Linked DNA regions of Homo sapiens: region 2 is linked to region 1. Evidence: chromatin contacts called from ENCODE Hi-C or POLR2A ChIA-PET data. All regions are on one chromosome and are shown on one strand. Each heading gives the region's core, a stretch centred on a gene start or an enhancer-like site at or near the end of the contact. The rest is flanking DNA. Distances are from core to core; before and after follow the strand shown.

Region 1 (6,047 bases), core at 140-2,639:
GCACCAGGCCACCTCTGTTGGGACCCACAGGAAAGAGTGTGGCAGCAACTGCCTGGCTGACCTTTCTATCTTCTCTAGGCTCAGGTACTGCTCCTCCATGCCCATGGCTGGGCCGTGGGGAGAAGAAGCTCTCATACGCCTTCCCACTCCCTCTGGTTTATAGGACTTCACTCCCTAGCCAACAGGAGAGGAGGCCTCCTGGGGTTTCCCCAGGGCAGTAGGTCAAACGACCTCATCACAGTCTTCCTTCCTCTTCAAGCGTTTCATGTTGAACACAGCTCTCTCCGCTCCCTTGTGATTTCTGAGGGTCACCACTGCCAGCCTCAGGCAACATAGAGAGCCTCCTGTTCTTTCTATGCTTGGTCTGACTGAGCCTAAAGTTGAGAAAATGGGTGGCCAAGGCCAGTGCCAGTGTCTTGGGGCCCCTTTGGCTCTCCCTCACTCTCTGAGGCTCCAGCTGGTCCTGGGACATGCAGCCAGGACTGTGAGTCTGGGCAGGTCCAAGGCCTGCACCTTCAAGAAGTGGAATAAATGTGGCCTTTGCTTCTGTTTCTGGTGGCTCTCCCTGGGCTGTGTCTGCAAGGCAGGGCTCTCAGCTGGGTGTGCTTGGCAACCAAGTGGGGTCTGGGCGGGGATCTGTGAGAAGTGCTGGGAAATGGGGGTGGGAATTGGTCATGTCCTGATTTCTGCCTTTCCCCTAAATGGGCCCTAATTTCAAGGAAGAACCCAAGGGGTGCCTTCCCATTCCTTCCATTCTCTTGCCCCCGCATCATTTGGAAAGCTGTGTGAGGGGCCTGGAACTTAGGGAGAAAGGTATTCTTCTTTTTTTTTTTCCTTCAAACCCACCATCTAAGTGGCTACTGCTTTTTTCCCATCTCCACAGCTATTCAAAACCTAGGCTATGTCCTAAATAGTGGGTTTGAATAGTATTATGGGTTATTTTAAGCATTCCTTCATTTTGTCTAGAATCTAGAGTGGTGCCTGGGCAAGGCATTCTGACTTTTGCAAACTGCTTGCAAATTTACCTCCAGCCTTCCCATAAACCAGAGCTGGACTACCCACCTACCTGGGTGGGTGAAGGAAGGGGAAGGGGAAATGCAGTAAGGTAGCCCCAGTAGGAGAGAGAGACGAGTGGGAAGCCCCACTGTGTGCTTCGAAGCGTGAAGACAGCATTATGCTTGACTGGAAATAACCCCAGAGATCCTTCCTGTCCATCTTCATGGGAGCCCCCACATCCTGAGGCCACTCTACTCACCTGGTAGGGCCAGAAATGGGGAAGGGTGAGTCCTGGAGGCTTCTGTCCTCTGTGGTGCTTCTCTGTGCAAAGACCAGCACTCTAAAGGCCTGGGGGAAGGTGGCTGGAGGTTGTTTCCTTGCATCAGGTCCAAGTGGCTTTGTGTTTGTTATTTGGGCCTCAAGCCCGTGGAGTCACTTAAGCCCAGGGGTTCAAGTCCTGGGGCCTCAGAGACCAGCTGCCGCCTTGATGTTCCTGGGTACTAGACCACCTCTCGTCCACTCTGCTGGCCTGAATTTCTGGCCAACACTTCCAGCCCATGAGTGGCCCTTCAGGGAAGTCCCACAATGGGTTTTCCCTGGCAGCAACAGCTTGCAAAACCCCATGTGCTTGGTGGAGCTCAGTGAAGGAGCCAGGGGATCCCTGAATGCCAAATACAGATTTTTGGGAGATGATATGATCCAGGCTGTATGATCTCATGAGCAAAGCCTATGAGATGTGGCGGACAAACTCACTCAAAGGCTTCAGTTCAGTTGTTTTTTTTTTTTAATTTTCCTTCTTTTTTTTTTTTTGGCAGGGTTTTGCTCTGTTGCCCAGGTTGCAGTGGAATGGTATAATCTTGGCTCACTACAGCCTCGACTCACTGTAGTGATCAAGCGATCACCACTACTACTCACTGTAGGACCAAGCAATCCTCCTGCCTCAGCCTTCCAAGTAGCTGGGACTACAGGCGTGCACCACCACACCCAGCTAATTTTATATTTTTTGTAGAGATGAGGTCTCACTATGTTGCACAAGCTGGTCTTGAACTCCTGAGCTCAAGCAACCCTCCTTTCTTGGCCTCCCAAAGTGTTAGGATTACAGGCGTGAGCCACCACGCCCAGTGGCTTCAGTTCATTTCTATGCAAGGCAGAGCTGCTGACATCAGTGCCTCCCTGGATCTGAGGTTCTGCAGAGCTGCTGATTCCATCTCAGTAGGAAATGAGGAACTGGACCAAGACCCAGAACAACCCATAAGATCCTCAGGTGTCTGAAGACCTCTTTAATGTACCTCTCCATTCTCTGCAGTGATTCCTAACATAACACTTAAAATGAAAAGAGCCCATTCAGTTCACCAGACATGATCTGAGCCCTTACAGTGTACCAGGCCCACGGGATGCTGGAACTACAGAGGTGACTAAGCCACCTTTCTGGCTCATGGGGAGCTCACCTCTATGGGGGAAGACAGGTATGCCACAGATAGCTTCCCATCATGGAGGAGGTGCTATGCTAGGAATGCAAACATCCAGTGTGGTCCTGAGTCACCATCCTCACAGGGGAGGGTGCTTAGGTCAGGCTGGGAAACTTCCTAAGTGTCAGGGAGTGACTGAGAACAGGTGAATCCAAAGTGGTCTTAGCAGGTGAGCAGGTGATACCTAGCAAAGAAGGTGTGGGAGGCATTCCTGGCCGTGGGAGCAGCAGTGGCACAGGCATGGGAAGAGCTACTAGTATTTCTATATGACTGGAGAGTAGGTTAAAGTAGGATGCTGGTATTGTGGAAAGGGAGGAGCCAGTCCAAAAGGTCCTTGCAGGCCACACTGAGGAACTTGGACTTTACCCCAGAGGACCACAGAGAGGTTTTAGGTCAAGTCCAACTGGTATTTTAAAGATACTACTCCTCGGTGCCCGTGTGGTGAGTGGAAAGTTGTGGGTAGGAATAGATTAGCTATGTGCATAAAGTGCCTAAAACTCAATATTATTATTATTATTGTTATTATGTGAGACGCAGTTTTGCTCTTGTTGCCCAGGCTGGAGTGCAATGGCACTATCTCGGCTCACCGCAACCTCTGCCTCCCGGATTCAAGCGATTCTCCTGCCTCAGCCTCCTGAGTATCTGGGATTACAGGCGTGTGCCACCACGCCCGGCTGATTTTGTATTTTTAGTAGAGGCGGGGTTTCTCCATGTTGGTCAGGCTGGTCTTGAACTCCTGAGCTCAGGTGATCCACCCACCTCGGCCTCCCAAAGGGCTGGGATTACAGGCATGAGCCACCGCACTGGCCCCAAACACAGTATTATTAACACAATAGTTCTCTGCATACTCCGCTCACCTTCCCCATCCCCTCCCCACCTCATTCAGCTATGAGCCCCTGCACAGGGTAGGTAGAGGAAACAAGTTCTTGTCTCGTATGGGCTGAGTCGGGGGCTCAGATCAGTCACAGATATCTGGGAAGATTCCATGTGGCATTCAGATTCATGGCTAGCAGCCTCTTAAAACAGGCTGATCCAAGCTAAAAGGGGGCCTAACTGGAAGGATGAGGGGGCCTGTCCCAGGAACCCAGGCAAGAAGTACAGTCAGTTCTGGAGGGCAGGGCGCTACAGGGCTATATCTCTCTTTCTCTCCCAGAATCCACACAGTTTCCTCTCTTGAGACTGGTGTCCTGGTTTCAAAACACATATTCTGGGATCCCACTCAGCTCCTGAATCCAATCCGTAAGGGTGTGGCTCAGGAATCTGTATTATTGATGAGCTTCCCTGGTGATTCTCACACCAGCTCAGGTTTGAGAACACTGAGGCAGAGTTTACAAAGATCCTGCAGAGGGCATGTGAATGGCCCAACAGAGGCCAATTGGCAGTGCGTGGTACACTGGACCAGGCACCCCACTCCACACCCACCCTGAGAGCTGAGGCCAGGGCAGCCAGTCTAAGGACAGGATGGATCTCAACCATGGCCAGGCCACCCTCCTACTGGAACCACCGTTTGCTTTCATGGAGCCACCTTGCTTCAGTATCCTCACAGGATTGCTGCAACTGGTCATTTTGGGTTCACTTCCAAACTGCTTCAAAGATTTTTATTTATGTTTATATATTTATTTTTTTTTAAGACAGAGTCTCGCTCTGTTGCCCAGCTGGAGTGCAGTGGTGCGATCTTGGCTCACTGCAACCTCTGACTCCCTGGTTCAAGTCATTCTCCTGCCTCAGCCTCCCAAGTAGCTGGTACTACAGGCATGCACCACCACGCCCAGCTAATTTTTGTATTTTTAGTAGAGACAGGGTTTCACCACGTTGGCCAGCATGGTCTCGATCTCCCGATCTCCTGATCCGCCCACCTCAGCCTCCGAAAGTGCTGGGATTACAGGCATAAGCCACCGTGCCCGGCCTATATTTTTATTTATTTATTTATTTATTTATTTATTTATTTATTATTTATTTATTTGAGACAGAGTGTCACTCTGTCCCCCAGGCTGGAGTTCCGTGGCGTGATCTCGGCTGACTGCAACCACCTCCCAGGTTCAAGCCATTCTCCTGCCTCAGCCTCCCGAGTAGCTGGGTCTACAGGTGCCCACTACTATGCCTGGCTAATTTTTGTATTTTTAGTAGAGATGGGGTTTTCACCATGTTTGGCCAGGCTGGTCTCAAACTTCTGACCTCAGGTGATCTCTCTGCCTCGGCCTCCCAAAGCGCTGGGATTATAGGCGTGAGTCACCGCGCCCAGCCATGCTTGGATGATTTTTTCAAGGGTGGAATTCTGGCTTCTTTTCCCCGATCTCACAAAGGATCCTTAATCAGGCAACCCCAATGGGAAGTGTTAAGGAATAGCCAGGCTGACCTGAAGTAGCTTCAGTTTCTGTTCCTTGGAAGCTCAGAATGACTGCGGCTGGAGCAGTGTGGCTCCCTTCCCTTCATTCTTCAGCGGAGACAGAGGAGGAGGGGTGAGATAAGAGGTGGGAGTGAGAAAGGAGAGAGGGAGGGGGAGATGAAGAGGGATGGAGAGGGAGATAGTGGATGAGCAGGGCACAGGGAGAGGAAGCAGAAAGGAGAGGCAAGACAGGGAGACACAGAGCACAGAGGAGGAGACAGGTGGGGGCTGGGGTGGGGCAGGGAGAGCCTGTGAGGTCACCCAGGCCACCCTGCTCTCGCTGGTCTGTTGTAACCCAGTCCATGGCTTCCTGCCACTGCAGTGGGCCCAGGGCTGGCTTAGTGCTGGAATGCAAGTGGCTGTGGCTTGGAGCCTCCCCTCTGGCTGAGGGAAAAAAATTGCTGACAAATCTGCTTGGAATATCTGAGTTTTTCCAACGCGGAAAGAAAACACACACACACACACACACACACACACACACACACACACACGCCAGTCTTATCATAAGCCTGGCAGAGCAGCTCAGGATGGAAAAATTTCATAATTGAGATGGATGGAGGAGGTGCCACTAAAACTGGTGGAAAACAAGCCCCACCTGCCCCCACTCTACGTGATGACACCTTTCCAGGAGCCCTCAGATCCCTCCCTGCTTTTGTCCCCCCTTGATCTGCCCTTCTTGTCCCCAAGTACTGTCAAGGACCTAGGAGATCCCCTTGGGAGCACTGGAGTTTGGTGACATACAGAAAGCCCATTCCACCAAGAGTCGAGATGGTGCCCCACCAGCCCTCAACCCTGGCCAGCTACAAACATCTGGAGGCAGGAAATTCACCCAGTGACCAGAATCTTGGAGGAGGTACATGAGTCTTAAATGGAGCTCCCAATACTACTCCAACTTCTACCCAGCCCCAGCAGGTCCTCGGGGACCCTCCATGCTCCCCAAACCAAACGATTCCTCCATCTCTCCATCTCTGGGTGCAGGAGGCGTGGCTTGAAGAGACGTTAAGAAAAAAAATCCTGGAATAGGTACAGGTTAATGGGCATCTCCAGTTAGCCCTGCACAGTGGGATCAGAAAGACCACTAAGACCCAAGCAAGGGAGGCAAACATGTACAAACTGAGCTGCAACTCATGTTAGGATAATCTGAACTTCAAAGGCACAATGGGCTTCTTGTGAGATCCCAGGGAAGGAGCCATGAG
Region 2 (6,138 bases), core at 2,357-4,856, 310 kb after region 1:
CCAGGAGACCAGGGTCACATGGCTGCCTGTGGACCAAGGTCAGGGTGGAAAACATCATCAATGGTGTCCCAAGTTAAATGGCTTGTCCTCTGTGAAGACCCTCTGATCAATCCTATGGAGGAAGTGACCTCTCTCCTGAATACCCACAGCACTTTCTCTTCTTGACATGTATTGCTTTCTATCTTGTGTACTATTATTTTTACAAACATCTCATCCCCTCTCCCACTTATCTATAAGCAAGTTTGTTTATCTCCATATATTTCACAGCTTGCACAAAAAAAGATATATTTAATAATTATCCAAAGTCATTGATAATCTTCAGATAAATCAATTTTCAGGAACTTAAGCAACTTGGCCAAGTGTTTCATTTCACTGAATTGTCCAGGCTTGATTAAATGCAATTAATTCAACCAATTTTTATTGAGTGCCTTCTACACACCAGACTGCTGAGGACACAACACTGAACAAGACAAAGTCCATACCCCATTGAGCTTCCAGTGTAGTGGTGAAGACCATCAATCAGTCAACACCGTTTCCTCTAAACTAGGCTTTCAGCTGGGTGCCAAGGATAGAAATGTGTAAGTCTCCAGCATTGCCCTGGAGGAGTTGTCTCCCTGGGGCAGGGCAGTGGTGGTGGGGTAGGGGGGAAGGTCACAGATGAATGCTCCGATATGTTGCTGTGCAACATGACAGTATTATTAGTTAAGGGTTGGGGAGGAAGTGCCGTAAGACCCCAAAGAGAGAGTGATTTACCACCTGGAGGAGGAGGGTGTGGTCAAGGGAGGTTTTGCTAAGAACAGTGACACATGACTGAACTTGAAGGGTGAATAGGAGTTTGCCAGGGAGAGTGGGAGTTGAGTATGTGAGTGTGCATGTGTTTAGGAAACCGGGATGGGGAAAGGAGACAGGAATGATGGTGATCAAGCCCTTCCAGATGAAGTCATTTATCTGGAAAAAGATTTTAGGCATTGTGAAAGAGCTGCTGTGTCTGGAGGAAGGTGAGACATTTAGTATATCTGGAACACAAAAAATATGGGGAAAAGAATGGGGAGATTGGCCCTGGCCCCTCCTGGCCGTGTGTGTTAAGTCCGGGAGGCAGTGGGTAAGTAGCCACTGCCAATTGCCTTGGGGTCTGGAAGGCAATGATGTTGGCTGGGCATGAGGACCAGGCACAGCCTGGAGACCAACCACCTCTGGCCAGAAACATATTCCAGAAGGCCTTAGGATGAGACATTACTCCTGCCTGTGGTCGTTGACCTCTGGCTTATGGAGCGAGATGGCTGCATGCTGAGATTCTGGTGAAATTTGTCACTCCCAAATTGCAACCTTCCTCAGAAAGCACTGGATCTTCTAACTTTCACTCTCTCCCTAGTAGAGTGGGATTTTCTAAATTTTGCAATTGAATTTAAGAAATCAAAGAAAGTTGTCCATTCGTAGTTTAAAAAAAAAAAAAAACCACAGATGTCTGCCTCCAGACCCCTGTGTCCTTTGAATTACAAGCCTGTAGCCCATGGCCTTCTAGCCAATGATATGAGTGGGACTAGAGATGAGGGATTTCCATGGACTGCTCCTGCTCTGGAATGTTCCTTGGAGATGACAGATCTGCTCTCCACTGTCCTCATGTGCCTGGAGGCGGGGGGTGGAATGGAGGCAACTTCCTGGACCTTTCCCTGGCCAGACTCAAGGCCATTGGCACCTGGTCCTTGTCTCTTTCCAGCTCTGTCTCTGTGCCCTCCCCATTCCTGGTCAGCCTCCAGCACTGTTGGCCCAACTGCCTATCTCAGACCTCTATGGCTCTGGGTCAGTCTTAGACAAACTACTCCCTCTTCTCTCCCTGTCAAGCATCACTTATCCTTCCGGTCAAAGTTCTGTGTCTCTATAAAGGCTTCTCCATCCCACCTGAGTCAGACCCAAGAGCTCCCTCTTCTGTGCTGTCCCAGCACTTTTGAGTCACTTCTATTATTACCCCCACTTCCTTGGAGGACAGTTATCTGTTCTTATGTTCATATTGTTCTTATGTTCTTAAGTAGACTGAATTTCTTGGGGACTAGACCTTAATCATCTCTATATCCCTGGTCATGAGCAACAGTGCCTGACACATCACAGACTCACAATACATACTCTGTTTGTCAATGAAGGGTGATTACCTGGGTATCTTGACTGTTGGGATTGAGGTAGGATGAAGGCAGCTTTGGGAAGAACTCCAGTGAGCAGAAAAAGGGAAGGGACATTTGGGTGGAAGAAACAGTTTGAACGAAGGCACCTCCATAGAAAGGCATGGACAAACATGGGAGCTTGCAGGAAAGGAGGGGAAGGGGAGGCTGCAGCACAGGGGGCTCCCAGCATGGTCCTGGGCTCCTTGTGTGCATCAGTGAATGCACCAGGCCTTTGCAGAAACTTGATGTATTGGCACTGATCCATAGAGAAGGGAACAGAGGCCCAGGAAGGAAGGTCACACAGCTTATGAGTTGGTGATGGAGATGGGATTAGACCATTCCATTAGACTTTAAAACACATGGCTTATTGGGGCCCTAGAGAACACCTAGTAATTCAGGTTGCCTGGTGCCTACAGTAAGTCAGTAGGTTGTGAGAGGAAAGGTGTACATGACAGAATTATATTATTCATAATATCTGGGTGGTTTTTTTTTCTGCCTTCCATGTACCAAAACCTGGGCTAAGCATTTTTATATATTACCTCATCAAAACGAACAGCACCTTTATCAAGCGATTACCCCTATTTTACAGATAAGGAAACTAAATGTCAGAGAGTTCAATAATTTTCCCAAGATCACGAAGCCAATAAGTGATGGAGTCATGACTTAAATTCAGGTCTTTTGGTGACACAACCCAGACTAATTGGGAAAGAGCTTCATGGGTAAATCGTGAGTCATACTTAATTTCAATTCCTGGTGACATAATGAGGGTACAAATTTTCAATTTTTTTTTTCTTTTTTTTTTGCCATGGGCAAGTTCCAAGCCTGGGCTTCTCTTCCAACACTGTCCCTCCCTTCCCTGTATAGTTCTGCTCACTTGTCCTGTCTTCTTGCTCTGTCCTCTATGCCCACATGTATAGAACTGGATCCCCAATCAAGGCTAACTGCTAGCCTTAAAGAAAGACCAATCTTCTGGCAGATAAGAAGGACTGTTAAGGAAGACGAGGGGACAGGAAAGCAAGGGGAATGTCAAAGAAATAAGGGGCCTGGCCAATATCTCAAGAACAGAAGCAGCTGTGGCCCTGGAAGGGCGAGGGGGACGTCATTTCCTTTTCCAGATCCCTTTTTTCCTTTGAGGTTCAGTCCCAAATGGGTAAAGTTCAAATACTAGTCTTACTCAGAATTCCCTAGTCCTGCTTGCTCAAAAGGTGGATTTTCTGGCCTCACTCCAATCTTCAAAACATCTTTTTGTGGGGCTTGAGAGTCTGCCTTTTAAAATAGCACCCCAGAGAGTCTACACATTGAGGGCCTTGGCTTCTGTAATGCAGTTACATCCATGGGCTTTCGCTGTTGCTGCTGAGAGAACTTGGGGTGCCAGGAAGTCGGGGTTGGATGCCTTCCAGTTCCCTGCCCTAATCAGAGGCATTGACCTGGAGGCCCTGTGTAGGAGTCCCCATCTTTCGGAATTAGTGATGTGGTTAGAGTAGCAACGTGACTCTCTGTGGACGGAAGAAGGTAGGTCGGATGTGAGAGTCTCCCTCCATGAACATGTGTGCGTCATCTGAGTCAAAGCTTGTATCTTTACTCTCAAAAACAAGTCATTTTTGTTCCTGTCAGCATCTTGGCCAGCCCACAACAAAGAGTACAAGCTGGATGCTTGTACTGTGCTGCGATAAAGAGGCCCAGACACAGGCCTCAGGTGATCCTACAGAGCATGGCTGGAGAGAACAGGAAAGGATTATTCCCCTGGGGGCTGATGGGGCTGCCTTCAGCAACACAAAAACATGCTTACAGAAAACTGCTGGAGGACATAGGAGTGATCTGCTTGCAATGAGGTTTTTCAACCACCAGGAATGGGGTGACCTAGTCCAGAGCCCTCTAATAAAGTGACTTTCAAACTGACTGCACTTCAAAATAATCCTAAGCTTTAACAAATAGAGATGCCCAGGCTTCATCCCAGATGTACAAAATTCAACTCTCAGGGACAGGGTCTGGGACTCTGTGCAAAGCCCCCTGGGAATTCTGGAACAACTAATCTGGCATTGCTCTAGGAAATAGCACTTGGAAAGCACTCCAGCAAGGTGGGAGGGAAAATTATTCCAGCTTGAACACTACAATATCAAGTAATCCTTTCTCTCTTCGCCCTGTCTCTTCCCTTCCCTTTCTTGCTCTCTGTAACAGGCAGGAGGCTCAGAAGAGCTTCTTCTCTCACGCTTCTTGCAGGGCAGTACAGGGAAAGATGTAGCTGTGTAAATTCCAGGAGGGCTTCAGGTATATTTAAATATGGGTTGCTTGCCACATTCACCTGCCTATCAAGTTTGCAGATGACAACTGCAGAATGTGGCACCCAGGTCTTGAAAGTCATGAAGCAGAATTGGATAACATCTGTCCGAGTCATGACAAAGAGGGTTCCTGTGCTGGGAGTGGGGGCTAATGAACCTGGAGATCCTTTCCAACACAGACATTCCCTGATGCCAATGATAACCTTTTCAAATTGTTGTTTTCTTGATTTTTATCTGTTTCTGGCACCTCATTTGATTCCCTATATGACAATAACCCCCAGGTTGAGTGCACTGAAATAATTTAGGTAATGAGAAGCTGAAAGTTACTACAGATGGAAGGAATTAGGGTGTATAAAGTGTGCATTGTGTGAGTCATAGGCTGTGTCTTTAAGCAACAAGCTTTTATTGGTGTCAGCATCTTTCCAGGTACAATGCAAACCCAGTGAGAATGAGATTTGGGGTTTAAAAGTGTTTCTGACCAGAGATGCCTGAGGGAATGACCCAGGGATCAAACAGAGATGCAAGAGAGCAAGGCTTCAAGGAAACTCACCTCAGCCTGTTTCCTCAACTGCTTTCCGCACCTTTGTTTGCGGGTGGAAGAATAGAAAATGGGCTTGAATTTTTCAATCTAAAATTCTCTGTTCAAACCTGAAATTCTCTTACCTTATAGGAAGAGCAGCTGTATCTTTCAAGGATAGAATGGGTGCTAACTGCATGGGTGAAATTATCTGAATCCCAGAGAAATGCTCTTTAGAAGAATCCACCAGACTCCTTCCTTTCTAAATCATACCCTTCTTTGAAGTTCCTTTCAATCCTTGGATCCTCTGTGGACACTGTTCTGATCATTCAAGCACTAAATGATCACCTGCTACCTGCTGTCTGCATACCTGGCTCTGCTTCTAGAGTACACACCTGTATCGGCACAATTTATTTAGCTATTAGTCATGTATGTGTTTCTGATAGCTCTCAGTTAGCTGCCTGGGATGGTTATTTACCTTTTTGTGCTAGTTTTACCTTCTCAATGGGACTTTGAGCAAATTAAGAGTGAAAACACATCTGTACTGATCCGTTTACATGTCCAATAAATAGATTTTAGTGCCAACTTGTGCAGCCATTGCTCTAGGTCTTGATACAGATATATACCAGGTGGTAGAGGCTATAAAGACAAAGCAGGCTAAGGGGAGTTAAGTGATAGATTCAGGAAAATCATTGAGCTGAAAAATGAATAATAACCTCATTCACTTTTTTCTGTTTATCAAAGAATGCCATATGCTAGATGCTAAAACAATTTACATCTGTGTGACTAGAGCAAGCCATTATAAAAAGGAAACAATCCAAATGGAAGAAATATTTTATCAGGCTGGAAAACACAGTTATTGAATTAAACTCCAAAATGGAAGCCATAGCTTACAAATGGACACTGCAGAAAACTGAATTAATGAGTAAAAGGCAAACTGAAGATAAATTTCCTAGAACACAAAAGCAAAAGATAAAGAAATGAAAATGAAAGAATAGAGTAAACGTGAAATACAGATATCAAAGAGCTAACCTACACATAACAGGAGTTCCTAAAGATAATGAACAGATTCTTTTGGAGCAGAAGCCATATGTAGAAAATATAATGGCTTTAAGTAAAATCTTATTTTAAAAACTGAATGCGCTTACTGTATTCATCAGGAGTCTGGATCGTGTCAGGCTCAGTT

Evidence for each region. Hi-C counts contacts between places; a loop is a spot of excess contacts on that map. ChIA-PET counts read pairs that join two places held with the same protein, here RNA polymerase II (POLR2A). Pooled maps may share reads with other maps.
Region 2: a map of K562 shows a loop between it and region 1 (2.8-fold over the local background). The contact joins the enhancer-like site here to the promoter of IKBKE-AS1 in region 1. A Hi-C loop is called at or near these places in 3 of 168 maps with a recorded cell type or tissue (K562, MCF 10A and mammary epithelial cell), 2 of 37 single-sample maps with no recorded cell type and 11 of 50 pooled maps. POLR2A ChIA-PET finds 5 or more read pairs at or near these places in 1 of 52 experiments (activated CD4-positive, alpha-beta T cell).

What each region holds. Positions count from the first base shown.
Region 1 is chr1:206,496,339-206,502,385 of GRCh38, forward strand. It overlaps IKBKE-AS1 (IKBKE antisense RNA 1), which reads right to left and starts at 1,390. Exons shown (of 2, transcript NR_172918.1): 1 at 1,256-1,390. It overlaps IKBKE (inhibitor of nuclear factor kappa B kinase subunit epsilon), which reads left to right. Exons shown (of 22, transcript NM_014002.4): 22 at 1-551. RefSeq lists an enhancer at 1,335-1,484.
Region 2 is chr1:206,799,730-206,805,867 of GRCh38, forward strand. The region is part of intron 2 of IL19 (interleukin 19); the gene reads left to right. Among named protein-coding and RNA genes, the nearest start is that of IL10, 30 kb to the left of the region's middle. RefSeq lists an enhancer at 3,449-3,498. Within about 2 kb of position 3,607, at least 6 of the 41 ENCODE cell types and tissues checked have a DNase peak (open chromatin) inside an H3K27ac peak, as active enhancers do.